Regions from separate parts of the Homo sapiens genome. Here region 2 is linked to region 1. Evidence: read pairs that join two places in POLR2A ChIA-PET (ENCODE). Cell type or tissue: PC-3. All regions are shown on one strand. Links, peaks and the distances in the headings refer to the core of each region. The heading gives the core; the rest is flanking DNA. Region 1 overlaps SYT16 (synaptotagmin 16). Region 2 has its middle 8.1 kb from the start of SYT16.

Evidence for each region. Peaks named below come from ENCODE experiments on the same cell type or tissue, not always from the same donor. Only the 100,000 strongest peaks of a DNase experiment are listed, where the experiment ranks them.
Region 2: POLR2A ChIA-PET joins it to region 1 with 11 read pairs; 2 of 35 experiments call an interaction of 5 or more read pairs at or near these places.

Annotation. Positions count from the first base shown.
Region 1 is chr14:61,857,719-61,873,592 of GRCh38, reverse strand. The region is part of intron 1 of SYT16 (synaptotagmin 16); the gene reads right to left. It also overlaps the pseudogene MOCS3P1. Among named protein-coding and RNA genes, the nearest start is that of SYT16, 53 kb to the right of the region's middle. In PC-3, for the core only: no CTCF peak of the experiment used is centred there; a DNase peak (open chromatin) is centred at 6,162; H3K27ac peaks cover 1,526 bases.
Region 2 is chr14:61,796,621-61,812,494 of GRCh38, reverse strand. It overlaps a transcript of SYT16 not described here. Among named protein-coding and RNA genes, the nearest start is that of SYT16, 8.1 kb to the left of the region's middle. In PC-3, for the core only: no CTCF peak of the experiment used is centred there; no DNase peak of the experiment used is centred there.

The DNA of each region.
Region 1 (15,874 bases), core at 2,841-10,840:
AAAATGCATCAAAGTTAGGCTATGAATAAATGTTATTCACAAAAGAGATTCATTTTCAGGTGAATATTCTGAACAACATCAAGCTCTGTGGCCAATGGGCATAGGCAGTAAGTACGAAGGAAGGGGCCAGTGGCAGCCAGGGCTCTGGTGGAAAGACAGTAGGAGAAAAAGGAAAGACGGTTTGTTAAGGAGAAGCGAGGCAAACCCAGCATGACAGAAAGAGGCCTGAGATGAACCAGGAAAAAATGCCTATCCATCCTCTCATCCCATTTCATTCCTGATTGGCTGTGACATGGTGGTTTCTCTTCAGATAATGGGAAAAGCCTATAACTCTTTCGGGGAAAGAATTATGCTTTTTCAACCAAGGACTCTCCAAGCTTGCAATAGCAAACATTAGGGACTATTTGAGATCATATACTTAAATTTCACAGGTTTTTATAACTCATGGGTCCTCTTTTCCCAGGAAGGATCTATCTATAATCAATATTTTAGTTGGCCCATTCTCAGTAAAACATTGAACCCTCTTTAACAAATGATTGCCTTTCATGAAAAAAACAAACAGATAAGGCTAATGAAATTGCTTTTGGATACATCCTACCTATGAATACAACGTTTTAATATGAGTCTCATCTGTATTCTACTCAAAATCAAATTATTGTCATTGTAACTGTTTACCAGAAAAGATTAATGAATTATTTTTACCAATGTGTAAACAATTTATGCAAAACTAAACATAGTCAATAGAGATTGAATTAGGCATCCAGACAAGAGCTAACTCCCTGCCCTGAAAGAGAATAAAACAAGAGAAGCCATGAGCTGTGATGAGGGCAGCTGAACCAACGTCTGTATTCCCCAAAGCACAAAACAGAGTAGAAAGAATTCTATATGGGATGTGCCCTGGGTCTTAGCAGCCCAACACCTTTCTACTCAGTTCCTCTTCTCAGTTACCACAGAAAATAATGAGCAAGAAATTGTCTTCTCTTGAGAAGAAACAGGAAGGGGCAGGAAAAGCACAATGAAGAGTTGAAGCTGCTGAGATCCAGTTAAATTCATGTGAACTAATGCAGGAAGATCTCAAACATGTTTCAAATCAAGACTTATCTTCAAATTGGCTGTATTAAGAACTTTTAAATTTAGATAAGACAGCCCCAGGTATGATGGTATATTAAGGGAGAAAATTATAAATAAACCAGATATCCAAAAATAAGGGAAGACCTAACATTAAAAAAAGATAAATATTTAAGAGGATTGATATCCCAATTACCCTGACTTGATCTTTACACATTATATGAAAGTATCAAAACATTATATATGTACTCTAAAAATAGGTACATCTATTATATATCAATTAAAAATATGTATTTACAAAGAAATAAACAAAAATAAGGGAAGAGTTTATGAGTATGCATTGGGCCATTCATTATGCATCAATCAATGCTATAAGACAATATAGCAAATGTTTATAATTGTTTTAAAATCAAGGTATGAAGCTGCATACATAGTGTAATTGAAACTATTGATAACTACTATTTATTGAATACTTCATATTTTATTTTCAATCCCTGCTACAATATTGCAAGGAAGGTACAATTACCCACACATTTTACTGGTAAGAAAATGAGTCTTAAAGAAGATAATATTCCCAAAATAAAAAAGAATTAAAAATGGAACAGTGATAATAAATTGTAGGGTCAAGCAACTCCAAAGTCTCATTTTACCAACAATATTGCCTAAAAACTTCATAGAGGACAAAAACTACTGAAAGAAAATGTGCTATGACAACACTTTATAGAAGGGCATTTTATATCATTTAATATATTGTCTATAATGCGGTATTGTTTTTATAATTATTGTAATTTCATGTGAAAAAGTTAAGGAATCCAGCTCTGATCATAATATAGTAATAGGGATTAAATTTATCTTTCTGCCTTAAACAACCACAACACTGGACAAAATATATAAAATAATGGTTTTTAAAGATGCAGGAAAGCAGGCAACACTAAATGGTGATCCCTGAGAGAAAGAATAAATGAATGAAGTGATCCCTGTGGGTGCTCCAGCTCACTGCCTGGAGAGCAGGTCACGGGACAGGGAAGGGGAGCCCAAACAGACCCAGAACAGAGTCTTGCTGAGTTGAATAGAAGCAGGGTGGAGTTTGGGGAAGCCACAGTGACTAGAATTTGTGGGGTAAAGCACTGCAGAAGAGACATTCACAGACAGGATTTCCTTTGAGTCTTTGAGTACAGATCAGCACATGTGTATTAAGAAACTAACAAGACCAGGAAAAGAACCACCAGAAAGGTACAATCAAAAAATCCCTAGAGCTCATAAAAAGCTGGGAATAATTTACATTGTCACTAGCCAGTGGGCAAAAAATACTAATATATAGAGTATAAAGTGGAATACTTAAAGGTTGATTGCCTCATTAGTAGGGCCAAATTAGCAGTAGATTATCGGATGATTTATACCCATCTAAAAAGGTTTAAAAGCAAGTTTCAACAAAACTAGATGAAGTCAAGCTGGCTTAACTGCCTTCCAGAACATAGCCAAAAATACTTAAAGAAATAAAATGAACCACCGTCCAACAATATAAAATTCACAATATCTAACATCCAACCAAAAATTACCAGGCAGGCAAAAAAGAAAAATGGGGAGTGGGAGTGGGAGGGATTCAATAACTAGAAACAGACCCAGTAATGACAGAGATTATAGAATTATTAGGCAAGGTAGTTAAAACGGCTATTATAAATGTACTCCACAAAGGCATATTGAGAACAGAAATGGAAGATAAAAAGAGACATAGGTCAAATTTATGGAGATGAATAATATAATAACTGAGATGAAAAATACACTGATGAGATTAACAGATTAGTTATTGTAGAAGATTTAGGGACATGAAGACATTGCAATAAAACCTAGACAAAATAAAACACACAGAGTAAAAAGACTTTTAAGAAAAGAAACTCAAAAGAAGATAACATCATGTGGCCTACCATACATATAACTGGAGTTTCAGAGAAAAGAAGTGTAGCAAAAATATTTGAAGAAACAATTGGCCAAAAAAGTTTACCAATATGAAGAAAATTATAAACCTACATATCCAAGGAGTTTGGTAAACCCCAAGCAGAAACAATAAGAACACCAAACTAAAGTACATCATCATCAGGTATCTAAAAAAACAGTGACAAAGAAAAACTGAAAAGCAGGCAAGAAAAAAAAAAGATATCACATTACATACAAAGGAACAGCAATGAGAATGACAATATATTTCTCATCAGAAACAATGCAAGTCAGAAGACAGTGGAACAACGTATTTAAAGCAATGAACAAAATAGCTGGCAAACTAGAAGTCTATATCTAGCAAAAATATCCTTCAAAAATGAAAGTAAATACTTTTTCAGACATGCAAAATCTAAAAGAATATATCATGAGCATCATTGCACATAGTAAAGGAAGTCCTTCAGTAAAAGGCAAATAATACCAGATGGAAATTTGTATCTACACAAAGGGATGAAGAGCATCAGAAATGGTAAAAGAGTGACTAGATATAAATTTTTTCTTATTTTTAATATACTTAGAAGATAACTTCTAAAGCAAAGATAATAACATATTGTTGTGTATCTTGGTCAATTTGGGCTTCTATAACAAATTAGCAGATTGGGTGGTTTAAACAACAAATATTTATTTCTCACAGTTCTGTGGGGAGGGAAGTCCAAGTTCAAGGCACTGGAAGATGTAGTGTCTGGTTAGAGCCTGCTCCCAGGTTTGCAGATAGCCATCTTCTCTTCATAACCTCACATGGCAGAGAACAAAAAAAGGGAAAGAAAACTCTCTCATGTCTCTTATTATAAGGACCCTAATCTCATTCATGAGGGATCCATTCTCTTGACCTAACTATCTCCCAAAGCTTTCACCTACAAATGCCATCACATTGGGCATTAGGCTTCAATAGGTGAGTTGTGGAGGGATACAAACATTCAGTCCACAGCAGTTGGGTGTATAACATATGTGGCAGTAAAATGTATGACAACAACACAAAGACCAAGAGAAATAGAACTATACAATTTTAAGTTTCTTAAAATATGTGGAAATCACTGTAATATTATTTGAAAGTAGATGTTGATAAATTTAAAAGTTATACTGTAAACTCTAGAGCAACCATTAAACAACAAAAAAGATAGAGCTAATAAGCCAAAAAAACCTAAAATATAATATTAATAAATTTTCATTTAATCCAAAAGAAGGTAGAAACAAAGCAAAAAGAATAAAGACGGTAAGACAAATAGAAAACAAATAATAAAATGGTAGGTTTAAATCCAACCTTAAATGGAAATGTCTAAACTCACCAACTAAAAAACAGACTATAAAATTGGATAAAAGGACAATACTCAACTATGTATGCTATCTGCAGGAAATACTCTTTAAGTAAAAAGACAGAATTATTACAAGTAAAAAAGATAGAAAAAAGATAAACCACACTAAAACTAACCGAAATAAAGCTGAGTGGCTATACTAAGGTTAAATTTCACAATAAAATATTACCAAAGAAAAGGATCATTTCATAATCATAAAGGGATCAAGTCATCAGGAGTACATAGAAATCTTGAATGTTTATTCAGATAATAAAAAACTTCAAAATGCATGAAGCAAATGCTGATGGAATTAGAAGGATAAATGTACAGACTAATTCATAAGCATTGTTGGATATTTTAATACCAGAACCTCAATAATTGATAGAAAAAGTAGACAGAAATTCAGTAAGGATATAAAACACTAGAAAAACACTATCAATAAAATTAATCAGCATTTATAGAACAACCAACAAAAACAAAATATTCTTATAAAGTGAACATGGGACATTTACCCAGACCATAATCTGGGCAACAAAACAAGTCTTAACACATTTAAAAGGAATCATCTCATACAAATGTTATTGAAAGAGAGTTAAATAAGAAATCAATAATAAAAAGGTTTCTAGACAGTTCCCCCAAATATTTGGAAACTAAAGAACATACTTATAAATATCCCATGATTAAAAGAAGTCAAAAGGGAAATTTAAAAATTTTTTGAAATGAATAAAAATGAAGACAAAATATACCAAAATGAATGCAATGCAGCAAAAGTAGTGCTTATATTATAAAAATACAAATATTTAAAATCAATGCTTCCATTTTAAGAAATCTGACAAATAAGAGCAAAATATAACAAAGTAAGCAGATGAAAGGTAATAATAAGCAGATGAAAGCAAAAATTAAGGAAATAAAATTTTTTTAAATAACAAAAAAATCTAAACCAAATGTTATTTCTTTGGAAAAAACAATAAAATTGATAAACCTCTAATCACACTGATTAAGATTAAAAAAAGAGAGAAGACACCATTCTCAGAAAAGAGAGAAAGAACATCTCTTTAAATCCTTCCCAGACTACCCTTCCCAGACTCTGGCAACTATTATTCTACTCTCTACTTTAGGGAAAGAAAATTTAGACCAATATTTTTCATGAACAAGAATATAGACACACAAAACTCTTAAAATGTTATCCAAAGAAACCCAACCTAAAAGAGGTAATACATAAGAACAAGTGGAGTTTATCCCAATAATACAAGACTGATTCAACATTCAAAACTCAATGTAATTCAACATATTAACAGACTAGTTAAAGAAAACCATATGATCTTCTCTACAGATGCAGAAAAAGCACTTGGCAAAATTCAACATCTATTTTTGATCAAAACTTTCAGCAAACTAGGAATAGAAGGAAACTGCCTCAACTTCATAAAGAGCATCTTTGAAAAATCTACAAGCAACAGCAGACTTAATGGTAAAAGACTAAATGCTTTCCCCCAAGACTGGGAGCAAGGTCATCCTATTCAACAGTACAAACTTGTTAAATCACTTCCTAAGTCTGTCATATTTCTTATGCTGATGTAAATAGTATTGTTTTTTATTGTAAATAGTAATGTATTTTCATTGTAAATAATATTGTTTTAAGTTAATTGCTAGTATATAGAAAAACAATTTTTGTATATTTTCCCTTGCATCTTGTTAGACTCATTTATTAATTCTCGTAGCTTTTATGTAGATTCCAATTCATAGTTCAGAGCATATGGGTCTTCTAGACGTTGGCTACAGGGGAAATTCACTGAAGACAAACTAGCAAAATTCTCACAAACCGCATGAGAAAATGAGTCACCGTGAGGTTAAATCAGCAAATAAAGGGTTTTACTTCCTCCTTTTCAACCTATATGCCATTTATTTCTTTTTCTCAACAAATTTTAACGTACAAACAAGAAAATCCAGGAAGAATTTATTCACAGAAAATGATGAGTTAATTCTAAAATTGACATGGAAATAAAATGACCTAGATTACCCAAAACAGGATTGAAAAAATGAAAAAGAAAAAGATTTACACTACCTGATTTCAACACTTATTATATATAAAGCTACAGTAATCAAAGCAGTATGATATTAGCATAAAGATAGACACATAGAACAATGAAAGAGAAGAGAGACTCCAGAAATAATCTCAAACATATATAAATACTTTTCAGGAAAAATGCCTAGATAATGCAACCGGGAAAGGATAATCTCAACAAGTGCTATTAAAATAATTACATGTGCATATGAAAAAAAAAATGAGCCTAGACCCTTAGCTCACAACATAAGCAAAAATATAAAATGCATCACAGATCTAAATGTAACATCTAAAACTATAAAACTTCTAGGAAAAAACATTGGAGAAAATTCTTTTGACTTTGGATTAGGCAAAGATTTCTTCTGTAGAACACAGAAGGCACTAAATATAAAAGAAAAAATAATTGGATTTTATCAAAATTTAAAATTTTTACTCTTTAAAGCATGCTGTTAGAAAAACTAAAAGGCAAGCCACAGACTACAGGAGAGTATTTGCAAAATACATATCTGACAAAGAACTTGTATGCACACTAAAGAACCCTCATAATGCAATAATAAGACAAACATAATTTTTAAATGAACAAAAGATTTGAACACATATATTACCAAAGAATAGGTATAGATGGCAAATAAGCATATGAGAAGATGGTCAACATCATTAGTCATTGGAAAAATGCAAATTAAAACCAACATGAGATACCTTGTTATAACCATGAGAATGACAAAAATAAAAATAAATTGATGATATCAAGTATAATAGAAGATGTAAAGCAACTGGAAATGTCATACATTGCTAGGGAGAATACAAAATGGTACAGCCACTATGGAAAACATTTTGGCAATTATTTTTTCCTTTCTCCCCCACCCTCCTCTTCCTTTTTTGGCAATTTTTTGTAGAGCTAAATGTGTACCCATCTACCATATAACCCAGCCCCAGCAAGTCAACTCCTAGGTATTTACCCAAGAAAAATTAAAGCATGTATCCACACAAATACTTATACACGAGTATTCATAATAGTTTTTTTTTTCAGACTACAAAGGTGGTTTCCTTTATTTTGGTAAACTTTAAAGATCTCATTTTGATACTAATTCAAAATGCCAAATAGAATGACCCACTTTCTGAATAATTAAAACAACTTACATTTTAAACATGTATTTCTGTAGGATGTATTCTATCATCTGAAATATTAATAAGATCCAATAATTTCTTAAGTAAACAGTAAACTGATCCTAAGTATATAATCTGTGATCAATTTCGTAAGACTAAGTTTACTGCACCTTAATTCCAGATATAAAATGATTTAGAAAGCATTTTGACTGGGGGAGGTGGAAAATAAGGACAGGTAAATGATCTGCAGCTTAAATACAAAATCCTGTCACATTACATCTCACATGTTCAAGACACCCTCCATGTGCTGAAAAAAAATGATGATTCCCAGAAACAGTATAATCCATTAATAAGTCACCCAATATATAACAATTTTTAAAACTCTTTATAAAAAAGGAGTCCATGTATTCACAGATACTGTAGAATCTCCAGCTCCTATGTATATTACTGAAAAATGCAAATAAATATATCTTTGCGGTATTACGGCAATCCACATCTTTCCCATCAGACTATACCAGTCACCTTAGTACTGTGGAAATGTTCCACCGTTTTGGGCAGCCCAGGCCATGAGGTCCCCCACAATATTCCAAACTGTTAAATAGTCTAACTCTTGAGCTGCTGATGAGGCCTGGAGGATCTTCACGGCTTTCTGTGATTCATTTCCCAGTTTGTAAATCACATAAATGAGGAGAGCAGCCCCTTCTTGTGTGCCCTGTTTCCCTTTCCGGACTGCTTCTCCTAAGAGCTTCAGGCTCTCCGCATCCCTGCGTTCAGAGGGATGTGTAGGGCATGAGGCAAAAGACAGATGCTCACCTCCATCTTAGGCCTGATGTCCAGCAACAGATGGGGTGCCCCAGAATCCAGAAGTCGCTTATAGTCAGTGACAGAAACACGATCCTCTGGGCCCAGTAACTGCAGGGAGCGGCATTTATCGGTGGCTGAGGAGCCACAGAAGGCTTCATAGTCCAGCAGATGAGTCACAGTGGGCCATTTCCCGCAAGCTGCACAGTCGAGCCTGCAGCTCCGCAGCCGAATACAGCAGAAATGCCCTCTCAGGGCATCAAAGAGCAACAGGCTGCCACTGTAAGAGGGGCCCAGACTCGCAGCAATTTTCAGCACTTTCAAGGCCTGCAGGCAGCCCAGGACCCCGGTTAAGACACGGAGCATCCCGCCATCCGCGCAGTTGGTCACTGTCTCCGCCGGGGGTGGCTGGGAGAATATGCAGCGATAGCAAGGCCCACCGTCATAATGGTAGACTGTGATTTAGCCCTCCAGGCGCTGGCAGACACTAGGGCCCAACCGGCCAGCCACATGCGTCATTAACCAGGTAGCGAGTGGACACGTTGTCCGAGCAGTCGCCACCACATCATATCGGCGGAGCGGGTCTAGGGTAGGGACCGGCATAAAAGGGCCTGAGAGTACCGCACTCATTCCACCGCCAAATTGAGGCCGCGCAGCGAGGCGGCGGCCGAAGCGGCCTTGGCCTGTGCAGCCAGTGCCTCGCCATGCAGCACTTGGTAGGCCAGGTTGCTCATCTCTACCACATCATAATCCACAAGGCCAAGGCGGCCCACGCTGGCCGCTGCCAAGTACTGCGCCAGTGGACAGCGGAGCCCACCGCAGCCCACGACTAGCACGTGTCTGTGCACGCCCAGCTCGGGCAGCACTAACTGCCGGCTAGAGCGCAGAATCTCATCTTGGAACACAGCGGCCTTCCGCGGCAGCTGCAACACCGAAACCAGTCGTTCTGGCTGCGGTTCCTGCTCCGCCAAAAGGGCCGCTGCCAGCTTCTGCTTCAGGGAATTCAATTCCTCCTCACGTTGGACAACGTCAGCCTGTAAGGGGAGTACCTCCTCCTGGGTCGTAATAGTTTTATTCATAATAGTGGAAAATTTGAAACAACCCCAAGTCTACCAATTGGTGAATGGATAAACAAATTGTGGTCTATTCATACAAAAGTATATTCCTCCACATAAAACAGAACAAATTACCAGAATAGTCCATGCAGTATTGAAGAAGAACAAAGTTGGAGGACTGATACTACCCAACTTCAAGACGTGCTATAAAACTACAGACAATGTAGCATTGGTGAAAGAATAAATCGATCAATAGAATAAAACAGAGGGCCAAGAATTAGACCCACATACATACAGTCAACTGATTTTTGACAAAGGAGCAAAGGCAATACAATGGAGCAAAGATAATCTTTTCCACGACTGGTGCTGGAACAACTGGGCATTGATATGCAAAAAAAAAATGAATCTAGACAGACATTTCACCCTTCACAAAAATTAACTCAAAATGGATCACAGCCTTAAATGTAAAACACTAAACTACAAAACCCCTAGAAGATAACATAGGAGAAAATCTGGATGATCTGGATTTGGTGATGATTTTTTACATGCGGCAGCAAAGGCACAATCCACAAAAGAAAGAATTGATAAGTTGGACTTTATTAAAATTAAATCTTTCCGCTCTGTGAAAGAGAAAGTCAAGTGAATGAGAACATATGCCACAGACTGGAATAAGATATTTGCAAAACACTATCTGATAAAGAACTGTTATCCAAAATATACAAAGAACTCTTAAAATTCAACAGTAAGAACACAAACAACCTGATTGAAAAATGGGCCAAAGAGCTTTACAAACACCTCACCAAAGAAGATGCGCAGATGGCAAATAAACATGTAAAAAGATGTTCCAGATTATATGTTGTCAGGGAAAGGTAAATTAAAACAATGAGATACCATGTATAAGAATAGCCAAAATCCAGAACACTGGCAACACCAAATGCTGGAGAGGTTGCGGAACAACAGGAACTCTCATTCACTGCTGGTGGGAATGCAAAATGGTACAACCACTTTGGAAGACGGTTTGGAAGTTTCTTAACAAACTAAACACACTTTTACCATATGATCCAGCAGTCATTCTCCTTAGGATTTACCCAAAGGACGTGAAAATATATGTCCACACAAAAAACTGCACATGAATGTTTATAGCAGCTTTACTCATAATTGCCAAAACTTGGAAGCAACCAAGATGTCCCTCAATAGGTAAATGGATAAACAAACTGTGGTGAATCTAGACAATAGAACATTATTCGGTGCTAAAAAGAAATAAGCTATCAACCCATGACAAGCCATGGAGGAAATTTAAATGCATATTACAAAGTGAAAGAAGTCAATCTGAAAAGGTTATATCCTGTATGATTCCAACCATATGACATTATGGAAAAGACAAAAACTGTGGAGACAGTAAAAATATCAGTAATTGCCAGGGGTTAGAAAGGGTAGAAGGACGAATGGACAGAGCACAGAAAATGTTTAGGGCAGTGAAACTACTCTGTATGATACTATAATGAATACATGTCACTATACATTTGTCCAAACTCAGAGAATGTACAACACCAAGAGTGAACCTTAATGGACTCTGGATGATGATGATATGCCAGGGTAGGTTCCTCAGTGTTAACAAATGTATCAGTCTAGTGGGAGATGCTGATAGTGAAGAAGGCTGTGCATGTGTAGGGGCAGGGCATGGGTGGGAAATCCCTGCACCTCCCCTTCAATTTTAGTGTGAACCTAAAACTACTCTAAAATATGTCTACTTTTTAAAAGGGAATAAACATTGATGCACACAAGAACAATGATGAATCTCCAAAGCATTATGTTAAGTGAAAGAAGCCAGACACAAAGGATGACATATGATATGATCCCATCTATATAAAATTTTAGAGAAGACAAAACTATCATGATGGAAAGCAGATCACTGGTTTCCAGGGTCCGGGAGGTGGGAGAGGAGACTGACTGCAATGGGCGACAAGGGAAATTTTTTGGCATGAGAGAAATGTTCTACAAGATGAATGTGGTGGTAGTTTCAAAACTACACACTTGTCAAAAGTTATAGGATGGTACACTTAAAACTGGTGAATTTTTGCATGCAAATTATACTTTCATAAAGCTATAAGAATATAACAATAAAGCACACATAACTCACTTTATTGCGCTTCATTTTATTGTGATTTGCAGATATTGTGTGTGTTTTTTTTACAAATTGAAAGTTTGTAGCAACCCTACATCAAGCAAGTCTGTCAGCACTATTTTTCCAAAGTATGTGCTCACTTTGTGACTCTGTGCCAGTATTTTTTTAGCAATAAAGTATATTTCATTAAGGTAGGTATTTTTTTGGATATGATGCTATTGTATACTTAATAAACTATAGCATGGTGTAAACGTAACTTTTATATGCACTAGGAAACCAAAACATTTGTGTGACTCACTTTATTGAGATACTTGCTTTATTGCAATAGGCTGGAACTGAATCCCCAGTATCTCTAAAATATGCCTATGTAAGAATTCTATCAAACAGGCTGGGCATGGTGGCCCATACCTGTAATCCCAGCACGTTGGGAGGCCAATGTGGGCAGATTGCTTGAGCCCAGGAATTCGAGACCAGCCTGGGCAACATGCCAAAACCCCCTTTCTACAAAAAATATAAAAATAAGCCAGGCATGGTGGCACGTGCCTGTGGTCCCAGCTACGTGGGGGGCTGAAGCAAGAGCCTGAGCCCAAGAGATCAAGGCTGTAGTGAGTCATGTTTGCACTGCACTCCAGCCTGGGCAACAGAGGGAGACCCTGTCTCGAAAACAAAAAGGAGATTATCCGAAAGAAAGTAAAAGGCATCTGTGATTCAACCATCCAGATACTACCACAGTTAAGACTTCTGTGCATTAAAATGTTTATATTTTTACCAAAAAAAATTAGTAAATTTTGCCACTTAATTTTGCAAATTGGTAAGCTTTTTTCACTTAAGATATCCTGAACATTTCTGTGCCCATAAAGAAATAGAATGACAACATGAGCTCTAATGGCTACAAAATAGTCCACTGGATATATACAAAATAATTAATTCAGATTCCCTCCCAGTTGGTGAGCAGTATTGTGATGAATCTCATTATCAGAAATCCCACTCTCTGATCACCACCTTCCATACTTCTAGTTCACTCCTTGCTGGTCCTACATTCCAACTCCAGCCAACTTGATTCTTCCTGGTCCTAGATTCCATCCATCCTACCACTTTCGTCACTGCCTCTCACCCTCCTCCGATTGCTTTCTTCTTCCCCCAGCTTAAAATGCCATGGTCAGTCTCCGTACACCTCACTTGAATACTTCCTCAACACTTGCATCTTCCCACTGCATTAGGCCCACTTAGCAAAACCACACCCTGGTAAAATCCAACACTGCCTGTATCAACATAGCTAAACAAGGCTGGAGAAAAACACTCTTGAATCGAATGGCCTCACATGAAATTCATGGCCTCAAGCCTCAGGTGGATCCTCAATGTAGTGCAGCAATCTTTCTACTTTTCCCTACTCCATTTTCTCCCATTCTCTTGGCCCAGTGCCTCTTAAACTATCTGCTGTGAGGACTAGATGTTTTTATTTCCAATCTATTATAGACCAATACTTTTTAAAAATACAATAAAAATGTTACAGCAATGTCAAGTGCTATAACAGTTTCTAAAAGCTTGCTCTCACTTTCTGTACTCATCTCCTGGCAAGTCAGTAACCAAGGGCTCCCCAACTGGCCACTTTGTGCACTGCAGTCCTAGATGACAAATCTCAAATTGCCAGCACCTCCCCACCTTATTCACTCTGAGTTGATCATCTTGCTTCCTCTTTCACTAAAAAGGAATGAAAGACAATCAGTTCTTACTGATATGCAAATGATGTTTACAAAGGTTATTACTACACTCCTATAATTGCTTCTGTGCTGCTTTGCAAAAAATGAAAACTAAAAATAAATCACACCCAAACAAATACAGGCTAGAATGGTTTGTTGTTGTTGTTGTTGTTGTTTGGAAAGAAGCAGTTCTTTCAAAGTAGCTTTGTTACTTGTACCAAACTGTAAACATAAAACCTTTGTGCAACCTAGAGTGACTTTTTCCAAAGATTGTTACCTATTTCAAGGTGGAACCATTAAAACGTACTGAACCACAGTGGAAAAGACAACTATTGAGCCTAATTGAGGAGAAGGGTACTGTTTATTTCTGTGGCAACTGTATGTGGGTATATGGACAAGGTCTGTCATCTATTTAGGGACTTGTTTTATATGTCCCCGACCTTATCCACATCTTTTTGTTTTCTTTTGAATGTACTTTTCCAAACAAAGAATTATAAAATTATTTCAACCTTAGAACCTTAAGATGCCTTCAAATGGATTTATGTTAGTCTTTAGGGAGTCAATGTGTTGCTGCTTATTATAATATAGTTCGCTTGGAGCCCCAAGTGTGCCAATGTCCTCCCCACACTTCCCAGATGCCTTCATCTTCCTGTGAGCACTTGAGCTAGGAATCTCAGGTGACTTAATTTGGTTTTCCAGTGCTGAGGAGGCTACATTGTCTGGGGTATATATCCAGGGGCTCACCATTTGGCATTGGAAAATTTAGGACACAGACACAAGGAGTTTGTGTCTGTGTCCTAAACCTTTAGGAGTAAAGGTTTAATAGGCAGAAGAAGAGAAACAGCTCTCTCTGTCGAGAGAGAGAGGGGTTTTCCGAGCGGAAAAGATGGGCTGGCTGTGGATGTGCCGGATTGTATAGTAAAGCTTGAGGAGGTGGTGTCTGATTTAGGTAGGTAGGGCTCACAGATTGGTTTAATCAAATGTGAAGTTTACATAGCACGCCCAAATCCGGTCACCCCACCCTAATCTTATTATGCTAATGAACTCTCCGTGTCTGGCCGCCATCTTGTCGCTCTTTACTGTACACATGGCTGGCACCTAAAGGAAGATGGAGCCAACATGTCTAGTCCCTAGTTCCCGCCAGCATTCACTAGCGCAAGCTCCCAGGTTGGCTGTCTACGTCTGCAGCTCGACTTTACAGGCTGCTCTTTGTTAGAAAATGATTTGGGGCTGGCCGGGCGCGGTGGCTCACGCCTGTAATCCCAACACTTTGGGAGGCCGAGGCGGGCGAATCATGAGGTCAGGAGATCAAGACCATCCTGGCTAACATGGTGAAACCCCGTCTCTACTAAAAATACAAAAAAAAAAATTAGCCGGGCGTAGTGGTGGGCGCCTGTAGTCCCAGCTACTCGGGAGGCTGAGGCAGGAGAATGGCGTGAACCCAGGAGGCGGAGGTTGCAGTGAGCCGAGATCGCACAGCCGCACTCCAGCCTGGGCAACAGAGTGAGACTCCGTCTCAAAAAAAAAAAAAGAAAAGAAAAGAAAAGAAAAAAGAAAATGATTTGGGGCTGCTTTTCATTAAAAAGCCTTACCGAGGACTCCCATAACCTTACTATCTGCCTAAGTGATTTCTTCTTAACCCCTGTATCAGTGCCTACTCTATTGAAAAACTAGTTTTTCATTCTTGAGAAGAAACTTATGGAAGGACACGTTTCCTATCACAAGTTCACGTACTAATTTTTTTGTTTAATTTCCTTGGTGCGACTTATGCCAAGTAATTATGAAGATTTTTTTTCCTGGGTATTTCATGAAGCCTAGGAAGTTGGAACAGGCAAATCCTGGGTGTGAAAGCTTTATTTTATCTACCTCATTTATTTTTTATTTGTTGTAGTCATAGTCTCTGCTTTCCTATTTTAAGACCACTGAAGTATTCCCAGGCCCTGTCTTAAACTTAAGAGTTGATGTATTGGTGGGAAGAACTGAATGTTCAAGATGATCTTTTTATTCCATTTTTTTATAATCTCCTTTTGTACATGTAATAACATTGAGCATATGAATTATTGTTCCTCTAATGGCTTAACGGGAAAGGAGAAAGAAAGATCCTAACTTCTGGGTGGAAAAGTCTTTCCCCTGTATGCGGAAGGCCCTGATTGAAATGTGGACCTAAGACTGTTTGCCAAGTTTTGTCTCTTAGTTATTGCACCTTGACTTTAGGATTCCCCAATTTTTTTTTTCTTTTTTTCTTTCTTTTTTTTTTTTTTTTTTTTTTTGCCAAGCTGTGCCTTTCCTTCTGGAATTGTAAGTGAACACAATAGTACATGCTTACACTGTGAAGTGGATACTGTTACGGAGAACACAACAGTGGCTTTCTCACTGTTGAGATGATAATGTCTTGTGAATGTATGATCTACAGAGAAACCCCTGTAGTTTTATCCACTGATGCTGTCTGCTGGAAAATAAATTTTGAATGTTTTTTCCCCCTGTCAAAATGACAGACAGACAGACAGACAATCAGAAGGGACCAAACTTTCCTTCCATATACTCTTTCTTCCCTTTTATTAGAGATGAATTGCTTGTGTTCCCATCTTAGGTCAAATCCTCCATTTATGCACTGGATTCCAACCTCTCTTCTACTCAAAGACACTGTTCCATCAATTCTTTCTCTCCTGCAT
Region 2 (15,874 bases), core at 3,402-11,401, 62 kb after region 1:
TCCTTTCCCGCCCCTCCCCCAAAGAGGATGCTCGCCGCAACTTGGAAACACGCTCCCGGCCACGCTAGGGTCGCCTCTCCACGCCACCTTTCCTACAACGTTCCCGCTATATCCTTGTTTTCGAGTCACCTTTTCCATTCTCCGCTTCATCCCTACCTCGAGCTTCTCACCAGCGGGGTTGGGACCCCATGCTCAGCCCCAGCTGGAAGGAGCAAAGCGGGAGAAGAGCTAGGGGTGTGGGGAGGATGAGCCAGGTGCTGGGCATTAATCCTCCGGGGCAGGAGCTCTCCTGCGAAACCGCTCAACGCCATCTCCGTAGGCTCCAAGTGGGCCGTGCTCTTCATGTCACCCTCTGTTTTGTCTCCGATGTGAAAATAGTTCCCAGCACGTAGTAGGCTCTCAGCAGATTTCTGTTGAGTGGGTGAATGGATGTCTTTATAACTGGATGCCTGCATGAATGAATGAATGAATGGCCAACTAACTGATTGGACGTCCACTGGATGAGCAACTGATACATGATCATAGCCAACTACAGCCCTGCCACTGACTAGGGATGGACGCTAGAGTAAGTAAGTGGACCAGGCCGAATGAGTGAGCCGGAGTCTTGTGCCTCACAGGCCATTGTGGTTCAGGAGGGCTCTGAACTGAGGCTGTCAGTTCAGAATGATGTTGTATACATCTTCTTGAAGTCCAAAAACCAATTTCTGATGGATTATTGGATTATTCTGCCATTACTTTTGCACCAACCTAATATATTAGGGGACAGTTGTACATTAGAAACCCCCGTCTCCACCACCAGATCCATCATGTGAAGGATCAAATGGCTCAAACACATCCCCTAAATTACATGGCAGGCTAGATACTTCTTAAAGATACAATACATTTCGCCCAGGCATGGTGGCTTAAGCCTGTAATCCCAACACTTTGGGAGGCCAAAGTAGGAGAATCACTTTAGCCCGGGAGTTCAAGTCTGCAGTAAACTATGATTGCACCACTGCACTCCAGCCTGGGTGAAAGAGCAAGACCCTGTCCCTAGTTTTTAAAAGAAGAAAAAAGGGCCGGGTTCACGCCTGTAATCCTAGCACTTTGAGAGGTCTAGGCAGGTGGATAGCTTGAGCCCAAGAGTTTGAGACAAGCCTGGGCAACATAGTGAGACCCTGTCTCTAGAAAAAATAAAACAAAAATTAGCCAGGCTGGTGGTGCATGCCTGTGGTCCCAGCTACTCAGTAGGCTGAGGGGGAAGATCACTTGAGGCTGGGAGGTGAAGGCCGCAGTGAGCTGAGATCATACTACTGCACTCCAGCCTGGGTGACAGAATGAGACCCTGTCTTAAAAATAAAATAAAATAAAAATACAAAGATACAATCCATTTGATGCATTTGGAGATGCACATTCAACCCAATCAGCCCCGGGCTGGATGCTGAGAAGACTCAGGAGCAAGGCTCCCGTCTGCCTATCCACTAGCTCCCACGTGGCTAGGCAGACAGAAAACTGCCAGAGAACAACACAGGAGTCCTCTCTGGTCAGTTCACAGAGCACGATGAGGGAGAGAATATTCTGATCAGGCTCCACATTCTGATTCAGTCCACCTAGAGTAGCACTTAGGGGTGTCCTTTTTTTAAATTGTGTTTAGCCTTTATTTGTTTTAACACAGGTGATTCTGAAGCAGACTTCTAGTTAAGAACCACAGAGACCTGGTTCATTTGTCTTTCACAACAACCATCTGCAGTAGACCCAAAAGCCAACACTCTGGAAGTGGGTTGGATGGGGAAAAGGAAAAAAGAATTAAACATGACCCTGGAGTCTTTAACCTGTTTGGAGCTCACAAACCAGGAGGTTAAAGGAAAAAAGAATTAAACATGACCCTGGAGTCTTCAACCTGTTTGGAGCTCACAAACCAGGAGGTTAAGCTGGTGTGAGGGCAAAAAGGGTGGGTTGGGCTTGGATTCAATTGAAGGGTCAGTGGAACATGTGTGAGGCTCCTTATGCATTAATCAAACTGGCTTTTCCAAATGAGAAAAAGGAAAAAAAATGACAATTCAAAGGATATGTTCAATAAATGATTTCTGAATAATGGACCTGTTGGATAGCAGGTTTGCATAGCACCAGATGTCAGATGAGAAGGGGTTAATGAACAAGTAGATTTCATAGAGGCGGAGGCCCCAAGCATAGATAATTCTCTTAAAAAGTTTAATGGTGAAGGAATGAAAGAGGATGGAGAGCTTTGGAAGAGAGCAGGATCAAGATAAGATGGGTTTTTTGTTTTGTTTTGCTTTAAGATAGATTTCTGTACACATATTCAAGTATTTAATATATAAAAGAATAAATTTTCACTTTTCTATAACCAAATTAACTTTCTGGCCCAAGCCCCTATTAGACCCATTGTTAGGGAGTTTGATTTTACTCAGTTCAAGGTAAACATCGATTCAGGCTTTTCTCAGGCAATTCAGAGTTTTCCTTCCCCATTTTTTCTTGGGGTTGCATCCATGTTTGGAAGGACAGGTTGGGTAGCATCAGGGATGGTAAGAGGTATCAGGCCCCATCTGTCCCTTTTGGGAGGTACCTCTTCTGTCTGGACCTCAGAGCTCGTCAGACCTCCACAGCCATGAGTGTGGGTGGCAGCCACCACTCTGTCTTCTCCTCCACACCAAAGCCCCTTCAGGTCTGACTTTTTCTCCTTGACTTTCCTGTTGCTCTGGAGAGGACAAGTTTGGCTACTCACCCATTCCATTCTAAGAAAACAGTGAGATCTGTGGAGTCTCAGGCCTTTTCTAACAAGCCAAACAACCATTTCTTTCTTACCATTCCCTTACTATGTGGTGGAGGGGAGCTCTGCATGATGGACCACCAAGCAAGACATTTAATGTGACATGAGACAAAGGTCCCCTTATGGCTCAATTTCCCCAGCCTATCTGGAAGTTCTACCACCTCCCAGCCAATGCATGACAATGGGATGCTTTTCTAAGAAGGGGTATTGGATGTTTTCAGCCCCATGTAACTGCATAAGGTGGCTTAAACAATAACACACCTTGTTATATATCAAGGGATCCACCCGTGGTTGATTTAGCATCTCCACAACGCCCATAAGAACTTGGACTCCCCACTTTCCTCCTCGGCAGTAAGGCTGCTGCAGCACAAAATCTCCCAAATCTGGTAGGAGAGGGGGATATTCCTCCTTGTCATTCTCACTCTTTTTTTTTCTTTTTTCTTTTTTTTTTTAATTTGAGACAGAGTCTCACTCTGTCTCCCAGGCTGGAGTGCAGTGGTGTGATCTTGGCTCACTGTAACCTCAGCCTCCCGGGTTTAAGTGATTCTCCTGCCTCAGCCTCCCGAGTAGCTGGGATTACAGGCTTCCACCACCATGCCCAGCTAATTTTTGTATTTTTAGTAGAGACAGGGTTTCACCATGTTGGCCAGGACGGTCTCAATCTCCTGACCTCAAGTAATCCACCCACCTCAGCCTCCCAAAGTGCTGGGGTTACAGGCGTGAGCCACCGCGCCCAGCCTCGTCTCTTTCTTTTTATCAGAGAAAGAAATCTTTGTAAAAGCCCTCAAAGGCCTTCTCCACCATTCTGGTGGCACTGGAGGCTGGGAACGCAAGCATCTGTTATTTTCAGCGTTTATGGCACAAAGTGGATTCTGCCAACAAGGAAGAAGGGGGTGGGAATGACTGCCTGGCCCACCGTCAGTGTCTGCCATCGTCTTCGTATACCCTCGGCAGACTCTTGCCTCACTGCTGTCCTTTATGTCCCTTCCCCTCTCCATGGCTAAGGAAACCTATCTCCTAACAGGCTGGAAAACTCACTCTTGAAACATCCTGCTTTCTTGCAAATCTCTGTGTCTTACATTTGGACCTTCACCTTTGAAATTCAAAAGCCAAGATTTTGGATCTTTTGGTTGCCTCCACACCTAAGGCCGGAGATAGTAAAGTTTAGTTAGAGATGGGGAGACCCATATGATACGTGAAATTATGTAACAGGAATGAAAAATGCATAACTCCATAGCAAGCTAGGATTTCTTCAGTACACTTATGAAGCAAGAGGAAAGAGCCACTAGAGAGGAAAGATCTAAAATGCAAAGAAAAGGCCAGGCGTGGTGGCTCACACCTGTGATCCCAGCAATTTGGGAGGCCAAGGAGGGCAGATCACCTGAGATCAGGAGTTCGAGACCACCCTGGCCAACATGGTGAAACCTCATCTCTACTAAAACTACAAAAATTAGCCAGGCGTGGTGGCAGGAGCCTGTAATCCCAGCTACTTGGGAGGCTGAGGCAGGAGAATCGCTTGAACCTGGGAGGCGGAGGTTACAGTGAGCCGAGATCACACCATTGCACTCCAGCCTGGGTAACAGAGGGAAACTCTGTCTCAAAAATAAAATGCAAAGAAAGGTAGGAACAGGTGTTAGTGGCAGCATGGCCAGGACAGGCAGAGAATTTCATCTTTGATAAACGAACCATTTTCAGTCTCAGAAACATAAGTAGAGAAAGAGAATGTTATGATGCAAAAGGATTTTATGAAGAGGGAGGTTGAGGGAGCTCAGGCATGCGATGTGGTCTCAAGTTTCTCTACAATATAGGACCTGAGCTTAGTTGCCAAGAAGGAAGTGGAAGAGGTGGATTTGAGGATTTAGGAGCATGGAAGAGGTTTTAAGATGTCTCTATTAGGAAGAGGAAATGAAAGGGATGAATAGAAGAGAAGGACTTCCGGCCAGCAGTGGGGGCCCTCCTGGAATTAGACCTCAGAAGTGCAGAAGGCAAGGCAGCCATTTGGAAGCAGGTAGTGGAAGCAAATGGAAATTGAATTCTGGGTTACTGTGTCCCCAAAATAGCCAGCCATAGGGCTCAGGGGGTTGGAAGAAATGAGTGAAGCCACAGCAGGAGTGAAGAGGGAGAATGCTGAGGAGAATGCCCAGGGCCTGGAAACCTTGAAGATGAAGGGTAGGAGGACAGGCTCAGGTGGTCTGGGTGAATGTTAGCTCTTGGGACTGTATATACATAATAGAGATTGGGACAGAGAAAGGGCAAGACTGAACAATTGCATTAAAAATGTTTTAGCTGGCCAGGCACGGTGGCTCAAGCCTATAATCCCAGCACTTTGGGAGGCCGAGGCAGGCGGATCACGAGGTCAGGAGTTCAAGACCAGCCTTGCCAACATGGTGAAACCTTGTCTGTACTAAAAATACAAAAATTAGCTGGGCGTGGTGGCACGTGCCTGTAATCGCAGCTACTCGGGAAGCTGAGGCAGGCAGGAGAATTGTTCGAACCAGGGAGTCAGAGATTGCAGTGAGCTGAGATCATGCCACTGCACTCCAGCCTGGTGACAGAGCAAGACTCCCTCTCAAAAAAAAAAACCAAAACAAACAAACAAAAAAAAAAAAACTTCAGCAAAGATAATTTATGATTCTTGCAGGGCTCTTCTGACTTATTTGCCATAATTGTAATTCAGATGTCACCATTCACATTGCTTAAGTTAATTTCCAGAATAAGGTAGGACAAAGACCTTTTATACAACTGCACAGAAGTTACTGTATAGGCCCTCTGACCCTTGGCTGATGACCGCATCCTGCTGACTATATCAACACTCCGGCTATAAACAAGAAATGAGAGCAAGGCAGGGTGAAGGGCTGCAGCCACATGCTGAGTGGGTCTGTGTCACCGTGGAGACTATTTCTGGTTGAAATAGCTATTGCTTTTTCTTTGTTGCCGTAGGTGGAAATGGAAAAATTATTTTAGCTGTGCGTGTGGCCTGCAAGCTACTGAGCATTTTATCTGACACCAAAGGAGAGGCATTTTTTAATTGTTTTTATAGAACTTATCTTTGAGTTTCATTAGGTGTCTATATCTCTTTGCAATAGTATCTCTGTATATTTCCTAAGCCTCTGAACTCAAGAACTTCAGAACATTCAAATATGACATAGAATATGGTAATAAAAATTATAGGATCTTAAAAATAGCCATTAGATAATAAATAGGATTACGTTCTGATTTAATCCTTGCAAGTCATATGGAGAATGAACAGAAGTAAGACAGGGCCACTCAGGTAGAATTCTGGTCTGGAAGGTGGAAGGCAGGGCCTAGGTTTGATGGTTAAATTTCCAACAATGACTGGAGAAATTCAGTGACCTAAACCCAGAAAACCACTGGCTTATGGTTGCCTGTCTCCCACTCCAAGTTGTCCCTATGCTGTCTGAACACGTACAGGCAAGGCGAGTAGTTAAGGAATCTATGAGGTAGAAATTTACAAGTAGAATTAAGTGTGGGAATAACCAGTTTCAGGGAAAAATAAGAGTCTGTAGACTAGGCAGACAAGTAGGTCAAACGGATGGCTGTACTGTTCAAAGCCATATGTGTGAATACTCTATTGATATTTTTATTGTCACTAAATAAAGCCTATTTTTAAAAAGTACTTTTTAGGCTGAGCACAGTGGATCACGCCTGTAATCCCAGCACTTTGGGAGGCCAAGGCGGGAGGATCACTTGAGGGTCAGGAGTTCGAGACAGCTTGGTCAACATGGGGAAACCCCATCTCTACTAAAAATACAAAAATTAGCCAGGCATTGTGGTGTGTGCCTGTAGTCCCAGCTACATGGGAGGCTGAGGCAGGAGAATTGCTGGAACCCAGAAGGTGGAGGTTGCAGTGAACCAAGATTGCGCCACTGCAGTCCAGTGTGGGTGACAGAGCAAGACTCTGTCTTGGGGGAAAGAAAAAAAAAAGGACTTTTTAGCAGTCATTCAAAAAATAGCCCAAAAAGTACACAGTTATGGAAATAACACTAACAGTCTCAAGCAAGACACACTCACCCTGGGGTTAAGTATGCTTGGACGAGAGAGAGAACAGGGACCCAGGAATGCATTATCATAAATCTCCATTTTTGCCAAAGACAAGCCTAGGCCAGCTTTCACCAAGTATAAGCCTCAGATTACCCAGCCCAGAATCACCTGGAAAATTGTTAAAAATGCAGATTTTTAGCCCCTAACCAACACTTACTGGATCTGAAGCCAGCAATGGGACACTGTAATCCGCACATGAGCTAGCCGGGTGTTTCTAATACATCCTAATACATCTAATACTTACCTAGCTCAGGTAGCAGCAGCTGGTTACAGAATAATAAAACTGCCTGGAGACCTGGAATTTCACACCTAGGAGTTTCTGCTTCAGTTTTCTCTATCTACAATGAAGAGCCACTAAATGCTGACAAGTAGCCACTAGGAAACAAATTTAGTGTTAACAAACTTTTAAAATATCTTACTCATATCTAATTAAAGATATCTATTTTGAAAGTCTTCTTATCCTTCTTTTTATCCTCCATGAAGATAGTGAACTGGTCACAGTTCTCTATAATTAAGTCCTCATTTACTAACTGTCTTAGTCTCTTTGGGCTGCTATAATAAAACGCAGTAAACTGGGTGCTGGTAAGCAACATAAATTTATTTCTCACAGTTCTGGAGGCTGGGAAGTCCAAGATCAAGTAGCTGGCAGATTCAGTGCCCAGCAAGGGTCCATTCCTCCCTGTCACCTCACACGGTGGAAGGGGTAAGGGGTCTCTCTGGGGCCTCTTTTATAAGGGCACTAATCACATTCATGAGGGCTCTACATGAATGTATTCTTTGCAATACTTATACAATATCCACTGAGGTTCAGACTCGTGTGTGGTGGTTAAAATCGTAGGCTCTGGAGCCAGACCACATGGCTTCCAATAACAGCCTCACTACTCACCAGCTCTGTGATCTTAAGCATACTACATGCCATCTTTGTGCCTTTGTTTCTTCTTCTGATAAATTAATACCCACTAGGACTTTCCACTTCTGGCAGGATGACAGACAGATATTTTCAAAGGGCCTTCTCATCCCTCCTGAATATACTACTAAAGAAAAAGGTTAATGCATTCCTGTGCTCACCAGAAAGTAGCAGAATCTCCAAGGAGAAAAACAAAACAATTAGCTGAAACCAGAGCAAGAGGCAGTAGGATATTAAGCAAGTGGAGTAGAAACCAATGAAGCAGAGTTCATCTAATAATTCCTGAAATCAAAAGATCAAACTTGGAGTGTAACCTAAGATTCCAAGGACTCAAAGGACTTTAGAGGTATCAGAACAATAGTATTCTTGGCTCATAGCAGAATCAAACATAAATCCTCTCTAAAGGAGAGCATCCCAAATTAAATCCACAGGATTCAGTATAAGAAAATTTGAGCTCCAAATAAAGATCACCACCAAATACAACAAGGATACAAATCACCAAGAGTGAGAATCAGCAAAACAACAAATAATAGACTGACTGGTTGAATTGCAGATACTGAAATTAATATACAGGATGTAAATTAATTATGCTTGAAATATTTGAAGAAATAAAATATGAAACTGAAAAGCTAATCAAAGAACAAGAAAATATAAAACGTATCTAGACAGATATAAATAAACTCTCAGATACAGAACAAAAAAAGTAAAAATTAAAAACTAAATGGATGGAGCTATTGACCAGGCCAGGACTTATCTCCTCTTGGCACCACAAGTTTCAGGCCAAACGAGGCCTTCCTAGTAGGCTACACCTGCCTGGTTTCATTTCCTGTAGTCATCTAGCCTGTACAAATTGCTAGAGATAGTCTCCTCATTTTGTTAAAACTTTATATCAGAAAACATATTTAAATCCACCAAAGAACAAGGTGATTCTGACTTGACAACCCTGAGGAGTCACTCTATATTCTTCATTTTCTTTTCTGAGGAAATTCAGTCTCAATTATGGAGATCCAGAAACATTATAAAGCAATTTAGTCCTAATTCTATCAAGGGTAGTTTTGTGAATGAATTATATTTGTAAATATAAGGGATTTTTTTAAGTGGTAACAAGACAAACTATATCTTGTGACTGGCTGGTTCATCTTTATTTACAAATAAACAGGATGATTTTCCAAACATACACTCTCTAAATAAAGGACAGTGTATTCAGTTTTTAAATACGAAACAAAAAGTTTCTGCTGGGAAAATTTTATGAGCAACTTGTTGAAATTTACAGAGAGAATACATTCAGTTAACCACCTACAGTAAAATGACATGTTAGCAAGAGAAGCAATATACCAATTATGCTGCAAGAAACTAAGAGATAAATCAACTATTTAAAACATGTAATAAAGGCAGAAGAGTTAACCATTTGTGAGACTTTAGCAAAATTCATTTCATTTAAAATCAGACACACCATAAGAAGTTCAGGTCCAACAAATCTTGTGGGTGTTGCCTTCCCTAAAAGTGATCAACTAGCTAGGCAGAATGGCTGGCACCTGTAGGCCCAGCTATTTGGGAGGCTAAGACAAGAGGATCTCTTGAGCCCAGGAGTTCGAGACCAGCCTGGTGGATATTATGAGGTCTCATTGCAAATAAATAAATAAATAAATGTTGTCAACTGAAGCTAACATAGCCCATTTAATTGTTACGGTGTTGAAGTATTTAAAAATTAGCCTGCAGGTAAAGTAATTACATGAAGGTTTTCTTTTTTATTTGTCTTAAGTAAGGTTTTTTAAAACCTCATATTAAAGTGCCTGCAAGAAAAAAATAGTGCATATAAAAATATTTTCCTCAGAGCATAATCTGTAATTAGCCTGATCAAGCTTTGTAGCTTGCAACCAAGAGCAAATTAATAACATAATTGATTCTATAGTGCTTAGCATTTACGGAAGATTAGCCTCCTTGAAAAATCAGGGATTTTTACCCTATTTTCAGAAGTGCGTCAATTTATTTCAAGCCATTAGGTTAACAAGACACTAAATTATGATCAAATAGCATTTGGGTGACTTAAATGAGTTAAGTCATACTCCCAATCTAATTGGAATCTTCGTAAATTAGGAGACACCCTGCACAAATCCAGGGAAGATGGTTCAGTAACTTCAGGGTAAATAGGGGGATGTCACCTAATGATTACTTTCCGTGATAGCAACTGTAAGGGATTCAATGCTGTAAAGGAGATATGCATGTTTATACAACTTTACCTGAGTGCACTCCCCTGTCCATGGCACTGGGCAGGTAGGACTCAGGCAGAATGTCATAGTCTTACCTATCTGAGGAGTCAGAGAATGGAGTTTGGGCTGTCAGAGTGGTTAGAAGTCAAGATGGGAAATCCCTAAAAGGAGCAATCATAGAAACTCCAAAATCTGTGTATAAAATCCCCTCAGATCTTTGGCTGCAAGCAAGGCAAAAACCCCCATGATTCTAGGGCAAAGAGCTAGAAATCTGAAAGTCCCGAGTGGGTATTTCAGCAGCTGACCACCCAAAGGTCTCCTGAGTTCAAAGTTCAAGTCTTGCAAGAATAGAGTGATGTGGCAAACACTTCACGGTTTCCATTAAACTTCAAAAAGCCCACACCTTAGATTTAGGGACCACTTCCAGGACTAAGGGATTTGCCCTAAAACTAAGGATCAAGCTGAATAGATCCACCCTGACAAAGCCTACAATCAAGCCCCTTTAAGTATAAGATGCTCTGTCATAACTTAACTGCCTTATAGAACAAAACTCAACACTCTTTAGAGGAAGGTGATAGAATTCAGAGTCCCTAACATGTATTATCATACAATAAAATATTAGTAGACAGGGAAAGAAACATGAAAATGTAAACCACAGTCAATAAAAAAATAAATCGGTCAATAAAAACAGATATACTCTTTGGGGGAAACAGACATACTGATGCCCCCAATGTTGAAACTAGCAAACACTTCAAGGTAGCTAAATTTGCTAAACTTATAGCACCTACAGTATAAATTTATAGTATCTATAAAATAGTATAAACCTACAGCAAAAAATGTTATAATTGGTGAAGAAATGGGACATTTCAGTGCAGATATGAAAACCATGAAGAAGAACCAAGGAGAAATGTTAGAACTGAAAAATACTACATCTAAAATTAAAGTTATTGAATGGGATTAACAGCAGATTGAATACAAAAGAAGAAATAATTCATGAACTTGAAGACAAGTCAAATCATTCAATCTGAAGCACGGAGAGAAAAATTACTGGGGGTGTGGGAGGAAGCCACAATAACATTTGGGACAGTATTAAGCAGTTAACAGACATGTAATTGGAGTCCTAGAAAGAGAAGCAAGTGAGACCAGTACAGAAAAACATATACAATATACTGGAAAAATTAACTGCACTAGGCACATCATGCAAATGGCTGAAAATAAAGTAAAAAAAAAAAAAAAAAAAAACTTAAAAGTGGCCAGAGAAAAAGGGCGTGTTATATACCAAAAAATGGGTAAGAATGAAAACTTCTCATCAGAAACAATGAAGGCTGAAGACATGCAACAATCCTTAACGTGATGAAAGAAAAGAGGTGTCTACCTAGAATTCAAATCCAGGAAAAATATCCTTCAAAAATGGTTAAATAAAGACTCAGAAAAACAAAATCTGATAGAATTGATCTCCAACAGAACTAAGCTTCAATAAATTAAAAGAATGTCTCCAGGCTGAGGGAAAATTGTCCCAGGTGAAAGCATAGATTTGCATGAAGGAATGAAGAGCAGTGGATAAGGTTCCCATGTGGGTAAATGTAACAGCTTTTTCTCCTATTTTTTCCTTTATTTAAAGTAAGAATATAACTGTATGATGGGGTTTATATCATAGCAGTAAAATATGATGACAATATCTCAAAGGATGGAAGAGGATAAAATGGGATATATCCATCCCTAACTTACAGGTAGATTTTATTACGTCTCATATGCAGATTGTAATCTCAGAGCAAATCCACGCTGTCTGATACTCTTCCACTGTGCAATGCTGCATCAACTGAACTTTTTTTTTTCTTTTCTCTTTTTTTTTTTGAGATAAAGTCTCACTCTGTCCCCCAGGCTGGAGTGCAGTGGTGCAATCTTGGCTCACTGCAGCCTCCACCTCCTGGTTCAAGTGATTCTCCCACTTCAGCCTCCCAAGTAGCTGGGACTACATGCACGTGCCATCACACACGGCTAATTTTTGTGTTTTTAGTACAGATAGGGTTTCACCATGTTGGCCAGGCTGGTCTTGAACTCCGGACCTCAGGTGATCCACCTGCCTCAGACTCCCAAAGTGCTGGGATTACAGGCATTAGCCACCATGTCCAGCCAAGTGAACATTTTTGCCATTACTTGTTTACATTATGAAGTTAAAATATTTACGACTGTGTTTGCCATCATTATCATTTCCATCAAATCCATGAATAGAATGACAAATCCATGAAATGTTACAGGCTTGCCCTACTCACAACCCCTTCTGCAGAAAGCTGACAGAGTTGGGTCCTTCCCCATAATTTGCCCTGTCCTGAGGTATACGACCCTTCTATACTGTCCACAATTGATTGTATCAGGGATCTATGTCCTAGTTAAGGGGCATCATCCTTTCAGTTGGACATAAGGGAGGCCAGGCCGGGTGTGGTGGCTCACACCTGTAATCCCAGCACTTTGGGAGGCCAAGGCAGGCGGATCACTTGAGGTCAGGAGTTCAAGACCAGCCTGGCTAACATGGTGAAACCCCATCTCTACTAAAAATACAAAAATTAGCCAGGTGTGGTGGTGCGCATCTGTAATCCTAGCTATTCAGGAGGTTGAGGCAGGAGAATTGCTTGAGCACAGGAGGTGGAGGTTGCAGTGAGCCGAGATGGCACCACTGCACTCCAGCCTGGGCCACAGAGCAAGACTCTGTCTCAAAAAAAGTGGGGGAGGGAGGCGGGGCTGGGTGTGGTGGCTCACACCTGTAATCCTAGCACTTGGGGAGGCCAAGAGGAGTAGATCCTGAGGTCAAGAGTTTGGGACCAGCCTGGCCAACATGGTGAAACCCCGTCTCTATTAAAAATACAAAAAAAAAAATTAGCCGGGCGTGGTGGCACATACCTGTAGTCCCAGCTACTTGGGAGGCTGAGGCAGGAGAATCACTTGAACCTGGGGGGTGGAGGTTGCAGTGATCCAAGATTGCGGCTCTTCACTCCAGACTGGGTGAAAGAACGAAACTCCATCTCAAAAAAAAAAAAAAAAAAAAAAAAGGAGGCCAGTAGCCAGAATAATCTGCACCCTATCAGGGAGCTCTATTTTGGATTATAACTAATAGAATCAATCTGATCCTCTTTCAGGGACTATAGAGAACAAGAGAAGTAGCAAAGGGGAAAGTGGGCAGGGAAGCTGGAGAGCACATGAATAAGAGGATGCACATTGTAACTACAGGGCAATAGACATCCACTTCAAAAGCAAGGACTCAGCCCAGCCGTCTAAGCTGCTGGTGTTCACTACATTTTTTTTCCAGCTCTCCAAGAAGTTGTGCCTCTGATCAAGTATTAAAATAAGCCTCCAGCATTTAAGATAATGTCAATGTGACTTTGTTCCTTGTAACTTAAAGGACGCAGCCCGAATTCATCATAAAAAGAAAAATTCAGACCTGCAATATACAGCACATTAAAATAAATAAGTCAGGCATAAAAAATACCACATAAAAAAAATTATACAACCCGAAGTCGAGGCTTTGACATTTACTTTCATAAAGGGAATAAGAAAAATGTGCAATGAAAATTACTCTATAGTTGTTCAAAAGATGAAATGAAAACGTGTTCAAAATGAAAACGTGAATACTTAAGCACCCACAGAGTTTGCTCAATGGCATTTAAAAAGCAAGCATTCTTTAAACTAGAATTCAAGAATCAAGGGTAAGTTAGGAAGGCATTAGTAATTATGCTTATTTTCCTGGGCTCTTTACATCAAAATGAAAGTAATTTCCAGCCCATAAAGCTCATTTTTAAAGATACCGCAATTAAAGATATTTTATCTCTATATACATGTGTAAATCTTTTGTCATAACCAAAATAGGTTATTGGAAATAAAATATGTATTGTAGCCAATTCAAGTTAAAAAAAAGAAACCTGGGTCTCCTTCAGTTGTCAAGCCATGAGAGCTTGGTCTCATATCAATCTGAAGATCTGTGTAAACACATAAGCTTTCAATTATTATAACTTTAAAAAGCCGCTTCAAAAGTCACCACACAATTACTTTGGTTTCCTTGGCATCCAAGTACTTTTTAAAAGCTTACTTTTTAGCTGTAATTATTTTGAAGTTTAGCGTTTATATCTTTGCATTTCCATTTCCAAAGCACTCTGCAGTTCTTAATATTTTTGAACAAGTCAGTAAAATAGTTTTGTAGCACTTTAAAGTTTTTAACGTAGTTCCCTAATAAATCGCTGTTCTGAAAAATCCCTATATAAGACAAAGCCTTTGCTCAAAAGTTTGTTCATTGTCTTTCCTTTTGCTTGCAAATGGTACAACTGTGTCTGTCTCAGGGAACAATCACTTTAATTGGGTATTAAAGAGACTGGGAATGTTTCTCCTCATTGAATATATCCACTCACAGTTAGGAAAACTTTGAGTTATTAAGACAAAGGGGTTATAAACCCAGATGGGATCTTGGATGTGCTTACAACATAAACTCATAATAGTACTACAAAAAAAAAACAAAGATGACACTATGATTTCTCATAGAGAACTGCATATTCCCAGGGTAGTTTTCTTCTGAAGAAATTAGGATACTTTACTTCCAAAGTGAAAAATATTCCCCTAATTAAGCATCCATACAAGCTGCATTTTCCTTATGACTCCACTTTTTATTCATGGGTTTTAAGATACCCCAAATAAACCTGGTATATAACATTAATACTACTCTAATTCTAATTATCTACTTTGAACAACACTTTCATATACGGGGATTTCTGGGAGTGGTATGATTTTAAAACACAGTGTATGTTTATATACACTGCCACGACCCTTCTTCTCCCACAAAATATTAATTCAGCAAATATTTAATACTGAAATCATGCCTTTATCACTTGGTACAGCTATTATAATTAAGTTGGCAATATAAGTAGCTTAATAGATAACTAGTATTTGGACTTCATACTTTAATTTTGAAAACTCACTGTAAAACACAGATTGAACTCTGTTCAATGAACTTCAATTTCATATTTAAAGCAAGTCTATCAACTGATTCATACCTTATCTTCAACATATACTCATGAAAAACTCACTATTGCGGCCGGGTGCGGTGGTGCACTCCTGTAATCCCAGCACTTTGGGAGGCCAAGGCAGGTAGATCGCTTGAAGTCAGGAGTTTGAGACCAGCCTGGCCAACATAGTGAAACCCCATCTCTACTAAAAATATAAAAGCCGGGCATGGTAATGCATGCCTGTAATCCCAGCTACTCGGGAGGCTGAGACAGAAGAATCGCTTGAACCCGGGAGGCGGAGGTTGCAGTGAGCCAGGATCATGTCACTGCACTCCATCCTGGGTGACAGAGGGAGACTCTGTATCAAAAAAAAAAAAAAAAAAAATTAGCCAAGCATGTGGTCACACACCTGTAGACTCAGCTACTCAAGAGGCTGAGGTGGCAAGATAGCTTGATCTCAGGAGATTGAGGCTGCAGTGAACCAGGATCACATCACTGCTCTCCAGCCTGGGTGACAGAGCAAAACCGTCTCAAAAAAAAAAAAAAAAAAAAAAAAAAAAAAGGAAAAAACGGAAACCTAGGTATATGAAGCCATCACGGAACTGATGTACTATATAAGCCAGAGCCAGCCTTTGTTGGAACTCACCTGATTTTAATAAATTTTCCTTCTCGTTTAAGCCATTTTGAAGTGGAGTTTTACTGCTTATAGTTAAAAAAGTATCTTTCTGGATTTCCACGTGTTGGCTTATTTAAAAAAACTGAAATTATAAGACTGAGCCCTGTGTTTATAACTCAGAAGCATGACTTACTAACTTTGTGAATGGGGGCAGGGCACTAACCATCTTGAGGTACAAGTGAAACAATAGCATGTATTTTATAAGTACAGTTATGAAAAAAGAGAGGGCAACTCAGTGTGTTAGCTGTACAATGTCTATAAACT